2 separate regions of the Homo sapiens genome follow, and region 1 is linked to region 2. The links are chromatin loops, found by intact Hi-C in ENCODE. Cell type or tissue: natural killer cell. All regions are shown on one strand.

Region 1 (2,500 bases), 280 kb before region 2:
ACGTTCATTCTCTTTTCCATAGCTTGTTTCTCCATCTTCCCACCTTCCTGTAGAGCTCTCAGTCCCTCCACTTCTACCCACCCTTCTCCACAGTGCATCTATCTCCCTCCCTCTGTGCAGGGCGCCTCCCAAATTGCCTGTCCACTCTGCAGGTGATGCCTTCAGTGAAGAGGCCAACAGGAGGTTTGAACGCTACCCTGGCCAGACCAGCAACCAGATTATCTAAGTGCCACTGCCCTCTGCAAACCACCACTGGCCCCTAATGGCAGGGGTCTGAGGCTGCCATTACCTCAGGAGCTTACCAAGAAACCCATGTCAGCAACCGCACTCATCAGACCATGCACTATGGATGTGGAACTGTCAAGCAGAAGTTTTCACCCTCCTTCAGAGGCCAGCTGTCAGTATCTGTAGCCAAGCATGGGAATCTTTGCTCCCAGGCCCAGCACCGAGCAGAACAGACCAGAGCCCACCACACCACAAAGAGCAGCACCTGACTAACTGCCCACAAAAGATGGCAGCAGCTCATTTTCTTTAATAGGAGGTCAGGATGGTCAGCTCCAGTATCTCCCCTAAGTTTAGGGGGATACAGCTTTACCTCTAGCCTTTTGGTGGGGGAAAAGATCCAGCCCTCCCACCTCATTTTTTACTATAATATGTTGCTAGGTATAATTTTATTTTATATAAAAAGTGTTTCTGTGATTCTTCAGAGCCCAGGAGTCAGTGCTGGTGGTTGGAGGGACCTGCCCCCACTGGTTCATTTAACCCTCTGTCTCGGTGCCCTCAGAACCTCAGCCAGAAAGGCAAGGAGGAAATCAGAGCAGGAGCCTCATACTCTTGGTGATCTATTCATTCTGTGACCTCAGGGGTCACATATAAGGTCAGTGTTTCTCGTCCCCGCCGGATCTGCACTGCCAACTGGGATTGGGTTCGAACAGCTTCATAAACATCTTCAGCATTTTGTACCATCTGCTCCCCAATGGCCAAAATCACATCACCAGGCCGCAGACCAGCCCTATAGAGAAAAATGGACAGAGAGAAAGGAAGGAGTACAAAGCCTAGTTCAAGGACACATGCACACCTTGCCCATCCCCATATCACACTGCAGCCTCTCCCTCACCGGTGTGCAGGGGAGCCCAGGATGACTTTATGGATGAGTACACCATGCTGAACATCGGGAAAGCTTGGTTCTCGAAGCTGTAGTTCAGCAAGGATGCTGAAAGTACACAGATCACCCTATTAGCCAAACCCAGGCATTCTCCCCATCCTGAGTTCCACCTCAAGTCTCTCATCAACACATTGATAAATATATGGACAGGACATGGGCTAGGTACTACAAAATACAATGGCAACTCACTTTCTGTCTTCTAGCAATAAAGTGCAACATGTACATAAAAGATGTACACCACATGAGGGCACCAAATGACAAACAGTGTTAAATCAATAGCACTAATGTCATTCTAGAATACTAAGAGAAGCTTTAAGGGGAAAGAACTTAAGTTGAGCCTAAAAGGATGGATCTGATATTAACCATATAAAACAAGAACAGCATAAATAAAAAACATGGGAGTAGGAAATCAGGTTGGCTGAGTATTCATATAGGAAGGTATTACAGCCAGGTCTAGAAAGTTGATTTACAGACAGATGGAAAATGGCCCTTAAATGCCAAGTTAATGGATTGAAGGCTTGAAATCAAAGCAGTAACAGGATGAAATCAATCTGGTGACAGGTGTACAAAGTGGAGTGGGATAAGAAAGTCAAGATGATGAAGGGAGACAGCTCTTGTGATTATTTCAAGTGTGACACAGTTCATCTTAGATAAAGACAGAAATGAGAACAAAGCTCAATAGAGGTGCCCCCCTCTGATTACACTGGTCACATTACATGTCACTGTCCCTAAAGCTCATACCTGGGACTCAGGGTCAGCATCATCACCCCAATGTAGCGCCGCTGGGACCCACTGATTCCGGAGGAGGAATCTGTGACAGAGGGACAAATGAGCCCCACCCAGCTACATCCTTCCTTCCCTGCCCTCTTCTCCCAGTAGACCACCCTCCAGGAAGTCCCACTGAATGCCCTTCCCCTATTTCCACCACATTAAAGGAACCCGTTTCCCCATAAGGCAGGCTCACTCTTCTTTTCCCCACGATGCAGAAACTCTCGAAGACGATCAGAAGGGATGGCAAAGGAGATTCCAGCTGTGACCTTCATGGTGTTCACTCCAATCACCTCCCCATCCTGCAGGGATACAGCCCCCAGTTCCCTAGCCTAAACAAATAGTAGGGGATGGGGGCACCCGAACAAAAGTACCAGCAAGTGTTGGGGAGATCTGGTTGGATATTGAGAGATAGCCAACAAAGAACTGCTCAGAAACTTGACCAAACATCCTTGAATTAGGGGAAACCTACCCTTCCCACACTGACCTGGGGCAGGGATTCTTGGAAGGAAGGATGTCTCACTCACCAGGTTAACCAGGGGACCTCCAGAGTTTCCAAACTGTAGG
Region 2 (2,500 bases):
GGGAGATGCTACTCGCATCTAGTAGGTAGCTGCTAAACATCCTGCAGTGCATGGGACAGCCCCTGCAGCAAAGGAGTATCCAGTCCAAAATATCAGCAGAACTGAGGTTGAGAAACTCTGCTCCATGCTAAGGACTGCATTAGGGGCTATGGGAATAGCAATCCCAGTAAACAGTGTCTCCAAACCTAAAATCTTCCACTCAGCTGTTCCAGATAGCAAAATCAAAAAACAAACAAATACCAACCAGTTATAAGGTTTAGGATCTGTTCTTAATGAATCTGTTATAATCTGGGATGCTTCTGTCACCGAAAGTTAGACACTCCTGTGTTCACCAAGAGCAGGCACCCTGCAGATGGTCAGGGATGTGAGGAGGACCACCATCTGTGGACCCCAGGACTTCCATTCTCCATGGAATGTTAGGTCTACCCCAGGACATATTCCCATCAGACTTTCCCTCTCCAAAACCCTCTATGTCCACCCTTCCCAATGTGGGTGGTGCCAACCACAAACTCAGTCCTACAGGAATTCATCCCTGGCCCTAAATGTTCTGGTGGAAAGATCTTTGCCCCATCCACCCTGGTCAAGTTCCTTTCCTCGCCCCAGACTCTGCAAGTTCTTGTAAATAGCCCTGCCCCTGCACTGGTGTTAGTGGTGAGAAAGCAGCCCCTGGGCCTGTCTTGAGCAGGTTCTTCGGTGGCCTGTGTCTGGATATCAAGAGGAAGTTGCCCTGGTTCCCAAGTGACTTCTATGATGGCTTCCACATTCAGTCCATCTCTGCCATCCTATTCATCTACCTCGGCTGTATCACCAACGCGATCACCTTTGGTGGGCTTCTGGGGGATGCCACCGACAATTATCAGGTGTGTGCGAGCCGGTGCCCTGAGTGTAAAAGTAAGATCTGCCGCCACCTGGTGGCAGCAGGAAGCTTCATCCTGTAATCCCAAAACCAAGGTTTCATCTACCATCCAGGTTGAGGCCATCACTATTTGTAATCCTTTACGCTTCAAGTAATAATAATATAATAAGACAATATTAAAAGATCTGAAGCTAAATCTCATTACTAAAGACCAAACTTAATGATTATTTAAATAGGTCAAACCGTTAAGGGGAATCATCTGCTGTGTTATTTGGTACTTTTCCCACTGATGCTGGAGTGAATTTAATCAGCACAATTAATGGAGTGCTAATTGTGGCCTTCTCCCCACACTTTTTAAAAACTAACCTTGAATTCTTAGTTTGGAGTTAAGACATTTTTAGAAGGATGGTAAGCTGTTGCCATGACAACAACTCAGGCCTCCCTGGGGAAAACAGCTCAGCAGACACCTGCCAATCTCCTAGGCAAGGGTCTTCTCCAATGGAGGCCTTCAAAGTAGAGCCATTGGAAAGCTCAGTACCCCAAGGAGAAGACCCATTTGTCAAGCTGCCTTTTGGGCATGTCCACATGGCTGCCCCTCAGGATTCCCCATGGCTGCCCCTCAGGATCCCCCAGTTCACACAGCTGACATTGCGTCCCTTATCTTCCCTCCTGACGTGCTGCTCCCTGCCCTTCCCCAGCACAGCAGGTGATACCGTGGTTCACCCAGCTGTCTACACCGGAAACTAAGCATTATCCTTGACTCATAAGTCCCAGCTGCCCCATGTGGCCCTCACCACATGGCCCTACCTGGCTCTCACGCCTCATCTCCCAGCATTCTCTTTCTCAGCATTCCTACCCTCCCCAACCATTCTACATTCTGTTTTCCATCAATCCTGATCATCTTTTGGTTCTTCAAGTACATGCTGTTTTTCAGCTCCAGACCTTTTAGACACTATTCCCTCTTCCTGGGACACTGTTTCTTATCACTCCACTTAACCCTATTCCCCTGGCCAATTCTCTGCTCATTTTTTGGATCTCAGCTTCCACTTATCTACTTCTAGGGAGGCCTTCCTGACTACATCTTTACCTCTACTGCGTGCTCCTGTGGCACCCTAAACCTATCCCAGCACACCTCTTGGCAGTGGCTCTCAACCAGGGACAATTTTCACCCCAGGAGACATTTAACAATATCTAGAGACAGTTTTCATTGTTATAACTGGGAGGAGGGTTCCTACTGGTATCTAATGTGTAGAGGCTGTGGATGCTACTAAACACACTACAATACACAGGACAGACCCTCCACAGCAAAGAATCATCTAGCCCAAAATGTCCATTGTGCCGAGGTTGAGAAACCCTGCTATATGGGAATTGCCTGGTTACTTACCTGTGTCTCCCACTGGAATGAAGATATGTTATCTTGTTCAGTGATGGGTTCTCAATACCTTTCACAATGCCTGGTACACAGCAGACACTCAGCGGACTTTGAATAAATGAATGATCTGACCTCTAAAAGCACCAAACAGATGTTTAGATGAATGAATAATCAGATGGATAAATGGGCTGTCCTCTGGGAGTAGAATGGACACAGAGAAAAGCACATCCACTGTTTTCTAGGCCCTGGGTGCCAGAAGGAAGTCACATGGT

What was found. Peaks named below come from ENCODE experiments on the same cell type or tissue, not always from the same donor. Only the 100,000 strongest peaks of a DNase experiment are listed, where the experiment ranks them.
Region 1: a loop joins it to region 2, with 13 times the contacts of the local background. A loop is called at or near these places in 13 of 110 quality-filtered maps.

The regions. Positions count from the first base shown.
Region 1 is chr2:74,531,332-74,533,831 of GRCh38, reverse strand. It overlaps HTRA2 (HtrA serine peptidase 2), which reads right to left. Exons shown (of 8, transcript NM_013247.5): 4 at 2,461-2,493; 5 at 2,130-2,235; 6 at 1,907-1,976; 7 at 1,118-1,213; 8 at 513-1,012. The coding sequence ends at 847. It overlaps LOXL3 (lysyl oxidase like 3), which reads left to right. Exons shown (of 14, transcript NM_032603.5): 14 at 153-1,574. The coding sequence ends at 226. Among named protein-coding and RNA genes, the nearest start is that of HTRA2, 2.6 kb to the right of the region's middle. In natural killer cell, a CTCF peak has its summit at 1,367 (motif pointing right); a DNase peak (open chromatin) is centred at 1,401; H3K27ac peaks cover 743 bases.
Region 2 is chr2:74,248,703-74,251,202 of GRCh38, reverse strand. It overlaps SLC4A5 (solute carrier family 4 member 5), which reads left to right. Exons shown (of 31, transcript NM_133478.3): 17 at 686-860. Among named protein-coding and RNA genes, the nearest start is that of MTHFD2, 51 kb to the right of the region's middle. RefSeq lists enhancers at 622-681, 732-901. In natural killer cell, CTCF peaks have their summits at 741 and 947 (motif pointing left); a DNase peak (open chromatin) is centred at 892.